Linked DNA regions of Homo sapiens: region 2 is linked to region 1. A link is an interaction called in ENCODE POLR2A ChIA-PET data of the cell type or tissue named here. Cell type or tissue: OCI-LY7. All regions are shown on one strand.

Evidence for each region. ChIA-PET counts read pairs that join two places held together with the same protein. Peaks named below come from ENCODE experiments on the same cell type or tissue, not always from the same donor. Only the 100,000 strongest peaks of a DNase experiment are listed, where the experiment ranks them.
Region 2: POLR2A ChIA-PET joins it to region 1 with 9 read pairs; 2 of 35 experiments call an interaction of 5 or more read pairs at or near these places.

Annotation. Positions count from the first base shown.
Region 1 is chr18:3,640,856-3,648,855 of GRCh38, forward strand. The region is part of intron 7 of DLGAP1 (DLG associated protein 1); the gene reads right to left. Among named protein-coding and RNA genes, the nearest start is that of DLGAP1-AS6, 8.2 kb to the right of the region's middle. In OCI-LY7, a CTCF peak has its summit at 3,018; a DNase peak (open chromatin) is centred at 4,726; H3K27ac peaks cover 697 bases.
Region 2 is chr18:3,406,901-3,414,900 of GRCh38, forward strand. It overlaps a transcript of TGIF1 not described here. Among named protein-coding and RNA genes, the nearest start is that of TGIF1, 39 kb to the right of the region's middle. In OCI-LY7, no CTCF peak of the experiment used is centred here; no DNase peak of the experiment used is centred here.

The DNA of each region.
Region 1 (8,000 bases):
ATTGTCCTAAGACCTTATTATGTATTATACAATTTAATCCTTACTATTATTGTCATTCAAATTTTTAATGAGGAAAGAGAGGCACAGAGAAGTCAGTTTATTTGCCCACAGTCATATGGCTACTAAGCAGGAAGGCCAGGATTCAAACCAAGCAGTCAGAATCTAGAACTAAATTCTTAACAACTACACTGTACAAAACATTTTCTTCATGAGGCACAGCAAACAAGAGTACACTAGTATTCCATACAAGTAAGACAATGTATTATATGTAATACTATATGTGTGTATGAACATTTATTACTTAATTACATATAACTAGTATTATATATCATATATTAATACATAATTATTAATTAATGTATATTATGAAGGATTCTCAGGGCAGTCATTCCATTGAAAATAAGACAAGAGGCCGGGCGCACTGGCTCATGCCTGTAATCCCAGAAATTTGGGAGGCCAAGGCAGGCGGATCACCTGAGGCTGGGAGCCTGACCAACATGAGGAAATCCCGTCTCTACTAAAAATACAAAAATTAGCTGGGTGTGGTGGCGGGCACCTGTAATCCCAGCTACTCGGGAGGCTGAGGCAGGAGAATCGCTTGAACCCGGGAGGAGGAGGTTGCGGTGAGCTGAGATGGCACCATTGCACTCCAGCCTGGGCAGCAGGAGCAAAACTCCGTCTCAAAAAAAAAAAAAAAAAAAGAACATAAGACAATGTACACATATATATATACACACACACACACACACACACACACAGACACACACAGTATATAATACTGTCCTCTATGGCAACAATAGTAGATTGGTTTTTCTGTAATAAATTCATAACAAATACTTATATTTCACTCTACAGTTTGAAAGTCCTTTCACCTCATCATCTCACTTAGCCACATAGCAGTCCTGTAAGGGCATAGAACAGGTGGTTGTCTCATATGTACTATAGATGCTGGGCCTAGGCTTATGAGCCTTTCAAGAGGATACAAATGTTTGAGTCTTGAAAAAAGAGTCACTGGCTCTAAACCATGAACAGAAAACTGCAACATGAAAACTAATAAAAATTTAGTTAAATGCCTTTGGACGCTAAATCTCTAACCGGTCTCTGTGGGACAGTGCTGCTTCTGTTCTGTCTTCAGGGATCTGTCTCCACTAACACCTGGGTCCCCTTCTTAAACAGTGTTTCATAGACCAGTGCCTGTCACTGTGGACACACGTGCTAAATTATGTTCATTTACCTGAAGTCCATTGTCATTATCCACAAACACTCCTCCGCTACTCCCTCACCCCATCTCATTAGATTGTGCCTGGAAGCATTGGTACTGCAGGTTGACTATCCCTTATCCAAAATGCTTGAGACCAGACTGTTTTGGATTTCAGATCTTTTTGAATTGGATTGGAATCTTTGCATTATTCTTACTCGTTGAGCATCCCAAATCTGAAAATCCAAAATCCAAAATGATCCAGTGAATACTTCCTTTGGGCATCATTTCAGTGCTCAAAAAGTTTCAGATTTTGGAGCATTTTCGATTTCAGATGTTTGAATTTGGGATGCTTACCTGGCATATGTAAATGTGAGATTTCACTATGCACCATCTCCCTCAGATAGTTTAAACTGCTTTTAGCCCTATCTGGAGATAGGTATACTGAAAAGGAGGGTATTACTGTGGATGACTTCAAGGATTCAATTATTACTCACTCAGTCCTGCATTTGAAACTTTATGACCTTAAGCTAGTACCTTTTCCATGCCTTTTTTGGTTTTCTCCTCTACAAATCAAGGGATAATAAGAGTGGCTACTGAGTTACTGTGAAGTATTAATGAGATAACATACGCCTTGCCTTTGCTTACTATAATTATGAACGTATTATAAAGTGCTCAACAAATGTTAGCTCTTTGTATCATAAGCCTTCATATCTTCTTGATAAGATACATTCTTTGTCCAGAACTTAAAAAGCACACCCCAGAGCTAAGCATTTTAATATACTGCTGGTGGGAGTACAAAAGGTACAGCCCCTTGGGAGGGGGATATGGCAATGTCTAGTCAAACCAGCTACTCTTCGACACTTTCACCCAACAATTCAACCTCTAGGAGTTTATCTGAAGATATGCCTCCCCACATATGAAACAACTAGACTCAAGTTATTCATTGTGGCATTATTTGCTATAGCAAAATATTGGAAATAAACTGCACATCCATAGAAGATTGTGTGAGTGAATTATGGTACAATCACCCAATAGACTACCATGCAACCCTAGCAAAGAAGGAAGAAGATTTTAATAAAATGAATGATTTCCAGAATATACTACAGAATTTTGAAAAGCAAAGAGAGTGTATAATATGCCACCTTTTGTATACGTAGAAACGGGAGGACAGATGAAAGAAAAAGAAAGAAAGAAGAAAGAAGAAAGGAAAGAAAGAAAGAGAGAAAGAAAAAGTAAATCAAAACCAAAGGGGTATTCTCTCTAATATATAACTCCAACAACTCAGTAAGAAAAAGACTAACAGTCATCTAAAAAATGCTGAAGGAGGCCAGGTGCAGTGGCTCACGCCTATAATCCTAGCACTTTGGGAGGCAGAGACGGGCGGATCACGAGGTCAGGAGATCGAGACCATCCTGGCTAACACGGTGAAACCTCGTCTCTACTAAAAATACAAAAAATTAGCCGGGCGTGGTGGCAGGCGCCTGTAGTTCCAGCTACTTGGGAGGCTGAGGCAGGAGAATGGCGTGAACCCGGGAGGCAGAGGTTGCAGTGAGCTGAGATCGCGCCACTGCACTCCAGCCTGGGTGACAGAGCGAGACTCCATCTCAAAAAAAAAAAAAAAAAAAAAAATGCTGAAGGATATGACATGACAGTTCATTGAAAAGGAAATACAAATGACTCAAATATAGGTTCAACATTGCTCATAATAAGAGTATTACAAATGGAAAACCCAAAAGTTTGATGAAAGAGTACGTTGATGAAACTGTGGAGAAACAGGCGCTTTCAACAGTGCTGGTGGCACTCCTAGTGGTGTCCACTGGGAAAGCCTACGGAGGGTAATTTGGCAGACTTTTGCCAATGAAAAAAGCATGCATGCTTTCTGATAGATATAATTAGTGCTCACCCATATTGTACTCTCTTCTCCTACCAGAAACACACACAAAAACTGTACTTCTTGGCCTTCCTGAAGTTTGGCAGGGCCATGTGACTAGTTCTAGCCAATAAAATATAAGTGGAAATAATGTTTGTCACTTTTGGTTCAAGGTTGTCTCTCCCCTGCGGCAATGACTGTGAAGGCTGTGGGTTCCAGATGGTGCAGGCACAAGACCCAAGCCTGGGTCTCTGAGAGACTGTGTGGAGCAGGAATCTCCTGCAAAACGAACATCACAGGACATGTACTAGGGGTTGGAATATTTTTGGTATGTTTATTGACAGATTTGAGAGTTGTTTGTTATTGTAGCAAAACGTAACCTCATTAATACAATCTTTGACCTCGTAACTCCACTTCAGGGATTTATCCTGAAGACATATTAGGACAAAATTATATGTTTACAATACTATTTTATTTTATTTATTTATTTATTTATTTATTGAGATGGAGTTTTGCTCTTGTTGCCCAGGCTGGAGTGTAATGGCGCGATCTTGGCTCACTGCAACCTCCGCCTCCCGGGTTCAAGTGATTCTCCTGCCTCAGCCTCCTGAATAGCTGGGATTACAGGCGCTCACCACCATTCCCGGCTAATTTTTTTATATATTTAGTAGAGATGAGGTTGCACCATGTCGGCCAGGCTGGTCTCGAACTCCTGACCTCAGATGATCCACCCGCCTCGGCCTCCCAAAGTGCTGGGATTACAGGCGTGAGCCACTGCGGCCAGCCTATTATTTATTTATTAAAGCACTGTATGAGAAAGCTAAATATTGGGACTAATTAAATGTGTGGCAAAGAAGAAACTGGTTATGTAAATTGTAATATATCCATATAGTAGAATACTATGTAGCTGCAAAACATAACTAGAAAGTTCTCTATGGAAATATGGAAATATTACTAAGACATATTGTTAAGTGAAAAAAGCAAGCTGTACAATAGTGTACATAGTGTACTATCCTTTGGGTAAAAAAGGGGAAAACACATACTCATAATGTTTAAATATGCAAAAAGCATACATCTATGTAGAAAAAAGAAAATTGGTCATGGTAGGTTACCTGTTAAGGGGAATGGGAACTGTGTATTGAGTCAATGCATTTTTCCCTCGTATTTTAATTTTTTTGTTTTTCTTTTTTGAGACAGGGTCTCACTCTATAGCCCAGGCTGGAGTGCAGTGGAGGAATCACAGCTCACTGCAGCCTCGACTTCCCAGGTGAGAGGATCACCTGAGCCTCCCGAGTAGCTGGGACTACAGGTGCATACCACCACACCTGGCTAATTTTTGTATTTCTTGTAGAGACAGGGTTTCACATGTGGTCCAGGCTGCCATATTTCAATTGTTGAGCTATGTGAATATATATATATTTTTTTAATACAGAAAATGAAAATAAATAAATAAATAACATCCTTTTCTGGCTATGTATTGCCTGTAGGAACTTTGAAAATGTATTTCCAACCAGCATTCCCAACTTCATGCCTGGATGTTTTCCCTTGTGGGCATGGAGCTGCAGTCACATCTGACTCCTGGAGGGCTAGGCGTTTTTCATCCTTCTGTCTGTGTGCAGGCTTAGGTCTCCCTCAATGAGCCCTCCCCTTCCTGTTTGCCTCTGCATAGCTTGCAAAACCTAGACATGTGCACTGGGGCATCCTTCTGATCTACCCAGGCAGAGTTCCTAGGCTGACTTCTATGTTCACATAATTCCTTTTATATATTCCTGCCATTGCATTCATTATATTAAGTCATAATGGCCTGTTCACACGTATGCTGCCTTCTCTAGATAGAAGAACCATGTCTGGCTCATCTTTCCATCTTTCTGTCCCCATGGCCTGGGATAGGGCATGAAATAGTAGTAAGGGCATTTATTAACTTTATTCATGAGTTTTGTCATAAACAGATTAATAAGCATGAAGCAATAGAGTATAATATGTCATGTTTGGAAACAGTCTTTCTGTGCTTCCTGCCACAGACCTCAGCAGCCTGAATCCTTTACATCATCGTGCCTTACAAATACTCTATATGAGACTGGTATGCCCTAAATCATTTGACGGTGGTAGTTTTCAAACGTCTTATTTTTAATGTGATGAGTATTCACTCAACTAATGCTACTCCAAAACAATATTTTTAAAAAAGGAGGCCAGGTGTGGTGGCTCATGCCTGTAATCCCAGCAGTTTAGGAGGCTAAGGCTGGAAGATAGCTTGAACCCAGGAGTTTGAGACCAGCCTGGGCAATATAATGAGACCTCATCTCTACAAAAATAAAAAGTTAGCCGAGCGTGATGGCACACACCTGTGATCCCAGCTACTCGGGAGGCTGAGATGGAGGATCACTTAAGCCCAGGAGGTCAAGGCTACAGTGAGCTGAGATTGTATCACTGCGCTCTAGCCTGGGCAAGATCCTGTTTCCAAAAAAAGAAAAAGAAAAAGATAGGAAAAGAAAACAAATAAAACCCTCCATACTTAAACCAAAACCATAATCAGATAAAGAAAAGGAAACAGTTGTGTAGAGAATTCTAATCATTTTTCTTGAGTGGTTTTGATTGCATCAAGCTCATTAGTTAGATTGCCATTAGATTACATGTAATAAAATAATATTTAATTTAGTAAAAAACAAATTCATGTTATTTAGACACATGATCATTGCTCTTTAAAAAATATTGTAACAGCCGGGCACGGTGGCTCATGCCTGTAATCCCAGCACTGTGGGAGGCCGAGGCGGGCAGATCACGAGGTCAGGAGATTGAGACCATCCTGGCTAACACGGTGAAACCTCGTCTCTACTAAAAAATACAAAAAATTAGCCGGGCGTGGTGGTGGGCGCCTGTAGTCCCAGCTACTCGGGAGGCTGAAGCAGGAGAATGGCTTGAACCCGGGAGGCGGAGCTTGCAGTGAGCCAAGATCGAACTACTGCACTTCAGCCTGGGCAACAGGGCGAGACTCCATCTCAAAATAAATAAATAAATAAATAAAATATATCTATTGTAACATCACCGGGTGCGGTGGCTCACGCCTGTAATCTCAGCACTTTGAGAGGCTGAGGTGGGTGGATCATCTGAGGTCAGGAGTTCCAGACCAGCCTGACCAACACGGTGAAACCCTGTTTCTACTAAATACAAAAAATTAGCCAGGCATAGGTATGGTGGCTTATGGCGGTAATCCCAGCTACTAGGGAGGCTGAGTCAGGAGAATCGCTTGAACCTGGGAGGCGCAGGTTGGAGTGAGCTGAGATTGTGCCATTGCACTCCAGCCTGGGCAACAAGAGTGAAAATCCATCTCAAAATAAATAAATAAATAAATAAAAATATACATGTCTATATATATAATAACATCAAGCAAAAGTAGCAGCATATGAATTTTTTATAATTTAATTTTTGAGCCCATAAAAACAAAAACGATAACAAAACTATAAATAAATATCTAAAATATATTGAATGCCTACATGCTAAACAGTTTACTAGGTACTTCAACATTATCTGATTTTATTTAAGCTCCTTTTTTTTTTTTTTAAACCGAGACTTGCTCTGTCACCCAGGCTGAAGTGTAATGGCACGATCTTGGCTCACTGCAACCTCCGCTTCTGGGGTTCAAGCGATTCTCCTGCCTTAGCCTCCCGAGTACCTGGGACTACAGGTGTGTGCCACCACGCCTGGCTAATTTTTGTATTTTTAGTAGAGATGGGGTTTCACCATGTTGACCAGGCTGGTCTCAAACTCCTGACCTCAGGTGATGGCCCTCCTTGGCCTCTCAAAGTGCTGGGATTACAGGTGTGAGCCACCACGCCCGGTCTATTTAAGCTTCTTAATCAACTGGAGTGCTAAGTAGCATTACCCCATTTTACAGATGAGGAAAGTGTGGTACAGACGGAGTAACTTGCTCCAGATTACAACACAGCCAGGAAGTTATGGCTACGAAGTTTGAACCTAGGACTGTCCTATATACTGTTCTATACTTTCTTCCAATATGTGTTCCAAACACAATTTTAGGAGTTCATATTTAAGGAGGGCATGTATAAAATCAACAATGGGATATAGAAGGCTAAAAAGGAAATTAAATTTGCTTCTCTATCTCTTAACAGGTGCATGTTTAAGAAACACTGTACTCAGCAGAAGTGTACCAGGTTTCCTTCTGCCTTCACTTAAGCACACATGTCGGTTAAAGCTAGGAAATAGCTGAAAATCTGTATTTTCAAAACATTTCACATCCTTAAGGCTTCTGGACTGGCATCTAATTTTGCATTTTGTTGAAACATTGCTAGAAAAATCCTTTGGCCTTCTTCTCAGTGAAACCAAACAAAACCCATAACGTATGCTCTTTCAACTTAAAGCATCAATGGATTCAACAAAACCGTTGTATATACAGCTGTGGCAATATTTACGCATGTAAAGCATCTTAGTTGAATACCAAATTCAAACAAAATCAATACAAAATGGATTTTACAGTTAATTTTAATGGGTGTGATGTATCGTTTAAGAGGGTGTGATTTCCGGGTTCATAACATCAAGTGATTTCAGCAGTTGTCTACATTATGGTGTGTTCCAAAATTAATAGTAAGGTCAGACTATAGTTTTAGACTGAAAATATCAAGGCCATTTTCTAAATTCGGGCTTGAAATACTAGAAGTGGCTTTGATATTACTATTGAATTGGCTTCAAAGACTGCTAATTAGACCATTGTCTTTAAGAACTGCCTTCTTATGCAATGTAATAGAGTTGCTTGTTCTTTAAGAGTAAGAGTTTTGTTTACATTGAAAACTTTCACTAGACTGCCAAAATAACAAAAACAAATACACAGACATTGAAACTTATACTCTTGAAAAACAAAAAGAAAAGAGGGAAAATAAATCAGTGACAAGTGGCAGATTATCGTTTGCAGCTTGC
Region 2 (8,000 bases), 230 kb before region 1:
CTCCCCTCACGGTGACAAGATGTACATGCTCTTTTAGGGTTCATATCCAACATGGCAGAATCCCAAGAAAAATACTCTATCTCCCTTAGAGAAAGGAAAACTTTCCAGAAGCCCCTAGTAGGCATTTTCTCCCATCTCATTGGCTAAAATTGTATCCTGTGCACATCTGAACAACTACTGGAAAAGAAAATGGAACCACTGCAGCAGGGATTGTTAATTGCCCCTCAATATCCATCTCCCCCTCCTTCCTTTCTATGATAGAACTTCTCTGAATTGTATCTCCACACGTAATCACCAAGCTAGAAGCAACTTTTCCCATCCTCCCTTGCACCTAGGTGTGGTCATGTTACTACGTTCTGGCCAATAGGATATGAGTGGAAATGATGTGGGCAATTTGTAAATTTTTCTTTAAAAGAAGTTGTGTGCTCTCCACTGGCTCAATTCCTCCATTCTGGCTAATATGAAGATTTGGTGGTAGTAGGTCAGCTTCAAACATGAAGATGAGGGCAGCTCCCAAGGAGATGACAGAGCCATGGGTAGAAGGAGCCTGGGGACCCAGGACATTTTCTTGATGCTCAGCCTCTCTATCCTCTTACACTGTAGGCTAGCTAGGAATTCTATCTGACAGAGAGGTCCACTCTATTTATTTTGGTGACTATTAAAGTAGTGGCAGGGGCCAGGCGTGGGCTCATGCCTGTAATCTCAGCACTTTGGGAGGCTGAAGCAGGCAGATCACTTGAGGTCAGGAGTTTGAGACCAGCCTGGTCAACATGGTGAAACCCCATCTCTACTAAAAATACAAAAATTAGCCAGGTGTGGTGACAGGCGCCTGTAATCCCAGCTCTCAAGAAGCTGAGACATGAGAATCGCTTGAACCTGAGAGATAAAGGTTGCAGTGAGCCAAGATTGTGCCATTGCACTCCATCTTAGGTGACACAGTGAGACTCTGTCTCATAAATAAACAAATAAATAAATAAAGTAGTGGCGGGTGCTGTGGCTTATGTCTGTAATCCCATCAATTTGGGAGGCCAAGGCGGGTGGATCACCTGAGGTCGGGAGTTCGAGACCAGCCTGGCCAACATGGTGAAATCCTGTCTCTACTAAAAATACAAAAATTAGCCAGGTATGGTGGCAGGCACCTGTAATCCCAGCTACTTGGGAGGCTGAGGCATGAGAATTGCTTGAATCCAGGAGGCGGAGGTTGCAGTGAGCCAAGATTGCGCCACTGCACTCCAACCTAGGCAACAGAGTGAAACTCTGTCTCAAAAAACAAAACGAAACAAAACAAAACAACAAAAAAACCCAGAAACTTCCTAAAGTAGCCAAAGCAATATCCCGATTACTGCAGTGGCCATGCTTCCCTTAGACCAATGGTTCTCAAAGTATGATTACCATACTGAGAGCACCAGCATCACCCAGGAACTTGTTGGAAATGTACATTCTTGGGTCTTGCCCCAGACCTACTGAATTGGAATGTCTGTGAATGGATCCCAGCAACCTGTTTTTTGTTTTGTTTGTTTTGTTTGAAACAAAGTGAGACCCTGTCTCAAAATAAATAAATAAAAGAAAAGAAAAAAGAAACTTAAAAAGAGAAGAGATGTAAGAAAATGGGAAGAGATAAAGTCAATAGGCGACATCATGAGAAATGAAGGTGCTAATTTAAAATCATAAATGCAAGGAAAGAGGAATTCAAAATAAGAACATAATTCTATTATTAGAAGGGGCTGGGTAAATGTGCATTAAATCTTCATTTTGCATAAAAAGAAAGTCAATAGATAGTTCCCGAAAATACTATATTAAGGCCAAACAAGGTGGTGCATGCCTCTAATCCCAAGGCTGTGGGAGGTTTGAGGCCTGGAGGCAACATAATGAGACCACCATTTCTACCAAAAAAAAAATTAATGAATTAATTATTTTGAGATGGAGTCTTACTCTGTCGCCCAGGCTGGAGTGTAGTGGCACAGTATCAGCTCACGGCAACCTCCCCCTCCCGGGTTCAAGCAATTCTACTGCCTCAGCCTCCCAGGTAGCTGGGATTACAGGCATGCGTCACCAGGCCTGGCTAATTTTTTTGTATTTTTTTCAGTAGAGATGGGGTTTCACCATGTTGGCCAAGTTGGTCTCGAACTCCTGACCTCAGGTTATCCGCCCACCTCAGCCTCCCAAAGTGCTGGGATTACAGGCGTGAGCCACCGGGCCCAGCCAAAAAAATTATTATTATTTTTTAAATTAACCAGGCGTGATGATGGACGCTTGTAACCTCTCATCAGGCTTAGGTGGGAAGATGGATTGAGCTCAAGAATCTCAAAGTCACAGTGAGCTCTGATTGTGCACTCTAGCCTGCGTGACAGAATAAGATCCTGTCTCTAAAAACAAAACAAAACAAACAAAGCTATAAAATACTGTATCAAGAAACAACTGCCAGGCACGGTGACTCATGCCTGTAATCCCAGCATTCTGGGAGGCCAAAGCAGGTGGATCACTCGAGCTCAGGAGTTTGAGACCAGCCTGGGCAACATGATGAAACCTGATCTCTACAAAAAAATACAAAAATTAGCCGGGCATGGAGGCATGCAGCTGTAGTCCCAGCTACTCAGGAGGCTGAGGTGGGAAGATTGTTTGAGCCAGGGAGGCCGAGGCTGCAGTGAGCCAAGATGGTGCCACTTCACTCCAGCCTGGGTGATAGAGCAAGACCCTGTCTCACAAAAACCAAAACCAAAGCAAAATAATACCTGCGTTAGCATATTGTTTAAGGATATGAGGCAATCACCATAAGAATAAAAACAGAGACGATTCAACTAGTTAAAAAGAATTTTCCCTTTGGGATGGGGACTGTGAGAGGAGAGCTATTGATTTTCATTATAAATCCTTCTGTACTATTTAATTTTTTTTTAACCTAGGGCATATATGCTTATAATGAACCATTGAAAAATTATGCTTTCAGAGGGGCTATACACAAGGTGGGACAGAGTCCTCCCGCTCTGAGAGTCTCTTTGTGAAGGTCTGCTTTGTCCAGGAGGGGGTCACCAGAATGTTTGCAGAGCCTCCGCCAGCCCTGTCTCATGAGGCAGCTTTACAAATGGTCGGATGGGACAGGGTCTCTGACAAAAGGCCCTCTCCTCATTGGCATAATCCTTTAGACAGCTGTACCGGGTGAATGGGAACCGCTCAGAGCAGTCTGTTGGCAGGCTTGCTGCTGTCACCTCTTGTAGAATTTCCTCTCGACCACCCTGCTCTCTCGTTCAGATGTCCAACACACAGCCTTAATGGGTAATGGATGTTTTCACCTGGAGAATCCTCCTCATTAGCCTCTCAGTTCTGACCAGGAGGCTGAATGTTCACAACATGGAAAGTCATAATATTTCAACAATCATTGGCCCCAAAGCACTTGTTCAAACAGTAATAGTAGTTAGTATGTTGTAAGAAGATCAGTTAAACCATGTCTATGTCTTTACATTTAGCTGGTATGTTTCCTCCTACCATACTGTCCTGTTTGTGATTTACTCTGTACCCAAAAGCTGATGTCAGACTCTCTGCTTTCAACACCAAGTAATTATGGGTGGAAATGGGGGAGGTTGAAGTGGTTTGGGAGTGGAGTGACATGTAAGGTAATAGCTTTCAGATCATTTCCGGTGGCGCTTTGGTGTGCTACAAAGATACTTTCATTGAAATGTCCCAGGGATTGGTCCGGACCCTGGATCTTACCTCACTTGAATCAGAGTAGCTCATTTTTTTTTTTTTTTTTTTTTTGAGACAGAGGCTCACTCTGTTGCCCAGGCTGGAGTGCAGTGGCACGATCTCGGCTCCCTGCAACCTCCACCTCCTAGGTTCAAGCAACTCTCATGTGTCAGCCTCCTGAGTAGCTGGGATTACAGGTGTCCGCCACCATGCCCAGCTAATTTTGTTTTTTTTCTGTATTTTTAGTAGAGATGGGGTTTTGCCATGTTGGCCAGTCTGGTCTGGAACTCCTGACCTCAAGTGATCTGCCCACCTCGGCCTCCCAAATTGCTGGGATTACAGGTGTGAGCCTCCGTGCCTGGCCAGCCCACTTAATCTTAAATGCAGTCTTTCACTTCATACAACACACAGGAGATAGGATGCAGCAAGTTAGAAAAATTACTCATACCACCTCCCAGATGTGCAAAGAATTTAGAGTGCATTTTCCCTATGCGTGCTCATTTAGAAGCACATCTGCTCCTCTTCACCTCCCAGGTAGCAGGGGAAAGGCTAGATTTAATCTTGTTACAATATTTCCATTTCTTCTCATTGATACAGGCTTGTTTCAGTGTAAACATTTGGTCCATTTGAAGTTCAACTTCCCACTAGTGCTAATGAAAATCTTTACCTGGTTGAGTAAATGTTTTCAGGTAAAATACTCTATCTCTCAAATTTAGTCTCCTCTTCCTCTTCCTTGACCTGGTAGAAAGGGCAGGACTTACTATATCCTTGTGATGCCTGTAGGATAAAAGGGTTCCTGAGTGGTATGTTGTCTCAGGCCTCCTCTGGTCTCAGAGGCAATGCCCCATGCCTGCCTGATTACTGTTTGCTCTGCTGCTGTTGGGGGGTGAAATTTGCTGCTGGGATCATTCGTGGCTTGGTCAGTGCCCAGTGGGCTGTCTTCAGTAAAGTCACTCCCTCTGAGCCTATGCCACAACCCCCACCAAAACTCTCCCCCGTTGGAGCCACACAAGCTCCTGCTGTCAAGCCCTCTCGCTCTTGCCCTCTGGGGACCCAAAAGGCCCCTGGTCCTCAAGTCAGCCACCTCTGTGTCTTCCTCCATCCAAAAGACCTGCAGGAGCTTCTGAGCCTGGTGACACTTGCTGGGGACCAAGACCATCCTACTCCGCCCCAGCCACGCTGCATGACCTCATCTCAGCCCAAAAACAGACATTGGGAACATCTGACCATCCATCCCGTTCCCCCGCTCTTTTTGGCTACCTGCAGTGACCCCAGCAGCAGGGGCGGGAGTTGCCTGCCCTCTTCCAGCCTGGAAGAGCATCTGTCCTACGCTCCTCCTTCCGGGAGTGACTCCCGCCCGCATCTCGGGGTGGGAAGGGTTCAGGAAACACAGACCAGCTTATCTTAAGGAAGCCTGGTCGGGAATCTTTCAAAAACACATCTGTTACAAGGGGGAAAGACACCTCCAGGACAACAGTGATTTGCCTCAGCGGGGCAAAGGCCAGGCCTGACGGAAGAGCCCAGCCTTCGCCGAGGGCCGCAGGGAGCCAGAGACTCGAGCCTGCGGTTCCAGCCCCGCCGCGGTTCCGGCCCCGCCGCGATCCCGAGGCCTGCGCATGCTCGGTGCTGCGCGGGGCTCCCTCCTTACCGCAGGAGCTCCTCATCGAGAAACCCAGGTAAGTCCTGCCCCTTCTACCAGGTCAAGGAAGAGGAAGAGGAGACTAAATTTGAGAGATAGAGTATTTTACCTGAAAACATTTACTCAACCAGGTAAAGATTTTCATTATTTTCATTAGCACTAGTGGGAAGCTGAACTTCAAATGGACCACATGTTTACACTGAAACAAGCCTGTATCAATGAGAAGAAATGGAAATATTGTAACAAGATTAAATCTAGCCTTTCCCCTGCTACCTGGGAGGTGAAGAGGAGCAGGTGCGCTTCTAAACGAGCACGCATAGGGAAAATGCACTCTAAATTCTTTGCACATCTGGGAGGTGGTATGAGTAATTTTTCTAACTTGCTGCATCCTATCTCCTGTGTGTTGTATGAAGTGAAAGACTGCATTTAAGATTAAGTGGGCCCCCAGGACCTGGCACAGGCTGTGGTTCCTTATATCGAGTGGCATGACTGCATTCCGGCCTTTGCCGTTGACTCATTCTTTGCCCTTGTCAAGTTTCCTAGCCTGAGTCGGTTTTTCCCCTTCTCGTTAGAGCTGATGATAAAACAGACTTACCTAGCCAGGGCAACACAGGGAGACCCTGTCTCTACAAAAAATAAGAAAATAAAATATTAGCCGAGTGTGGCGTCACACGCCTGTAGTCCTATCTACTTGGGAGGCTGAGACAGGAGGATCTCTTGAGCTCAGGAGTTCAAGACTGCAGTGAGCTGTGATGGCGTCACTGCACTCCAGCCTGGGCGACAAAACGAGGCTCTGTCCCCAAACACCAAAAACCTCACAAGGCTCTTCCAGGTATGAGATAATATATTGAATGTCCCTTGGTGAATTCAGAAATGCTGGGGATAAAATATATGTAAATCTCAAATACATCCGGATTATTAATAGTGTAATGTCTACAAAGAAATGCTCATTGTCTCGCTAGCATTCTTTTATTTAATAGAGTAAAAAAGAATGAGGATTTTTAAAAAATTAAATTCACGGAACTGTTTTTATGTTAAAGGATGGGAACATGGCTTATGAATATTTTTATTCTTCTTGGCCCTGCCCTTGTACAATAAAGTTTGCTAACTACCATTATCTCATTTGCCACTCATTAATCCAGAGAGATTTATTTAGAATCATTAAAGTTTCTCACCCCAAAATCAGGTTGAGATTTGATTCGAATTTTATTAAACCTGACATCTTTATAATATTGAAACTTTCAGGAAAATGATAGTTTCCTTTGCTTATTCGAGTTGTTATTTTTCTCTGAGTAGATTTTGGAGTTCTCTTCATAGAGTCTAGTATTCTTTATAAAGATTATTCTTGAGAATTTTATAAGGTTTTTTTTTGGCCTGGACGGTGGCCAACGCCTGTAATCCTAGCACTTTGGGATGCCAAGGCGGGAGGATCACTTGAACTCGGGAGTTCAAGACCAGCGTGGGCAACACAGGGAGACCTCGTCTCTATAATTTTTTCAATTAAAAAAAAATTTTTTTCTGATTACAAATGAGACTTTTCTCTCCTTCATGGTTTTAACTGTTTATAGAAGATATATCGTCAAGGGAATTATTTTTACAAATTCATTCTATGGCTGCCGTAATAAAAATAACAAGAGTGATACAAAAAGTACAGTTGTATCTTAAAGTATTGAGCAGTTGCCAAATGGCAGGCACTATGTCGTGGGTTTTAAATGTATTTTCTCAGCAAATCTTCACAATAATCCTATAAATTAATTATAGTTATTATCCTAATGTGTAGATGAAAAAACAAACCCAGTGAGATGACATAATTTGCCTAAGGTCACAGAGTTCATTACTAAGCACTAATTAATTCTCTTAGGTTTTCTAGATACACAATCGTATCATTTATACAAAATGACAGTTTTGTCTCCTCTTCCCAAGGCTGTGTGTCCAATTTTTGTTCTACACTTTACTGAACTGGTCATAATTATATTACAATGTTAAGTAATTATTCTCACTTAAATACTTCTAAACCCTTTTCCATTCAGTGGATATGAGTATATGATGCTGCAGTCAATGGAAATAATGATCACAATAATCCCTAACACTTACTGTGAACCCAGGCAGTCTGAGTCTAGAATTGATATTCTCATTTACACAACTAATTCAAGAGCTACTGCACCTTATTATAGCATGTTCCAGGCCACTCTAGCATGATCCACATGTTTCAAACCTTCTCCACCACCTCCCTTCAGTTTTCTGGCTTTGTAGCCAGAGTTCATCTCTAAGTCTAGCCCCAGTTGGGTTGGTGATCCTGTTTACCGTGAATCTAATCTTGTACTTTCTTATGACATACTTCTAGTAACGGTCCCTTGGCTCTACCCAGTGAACTTAAAGAGGTGACCCATCTGTGTCCTCTCTAGACCTCAGAACCCCATCCTATTTAAGTCCAGTTTCCTTTTACCAACAGATGAAGTCTCTCTCAACATTCCTTTCAAATATCTTTGAAAACAGAAAATAAGGAATTTCAAGAATTTTTTTTCATCAAAACCCCATAATATTCTATGCCAGCATGGTGGTGCACAGCTGTAGTCCAAGCTACTCTGAGGCTGAGATCAGAGGATCACTTGAACCAGGAGTTCAAGGCCAGCCTGGGAAAAGTAAAGAGACCTCTCCTCCCCATGTCTCTAAAAAATAAAAA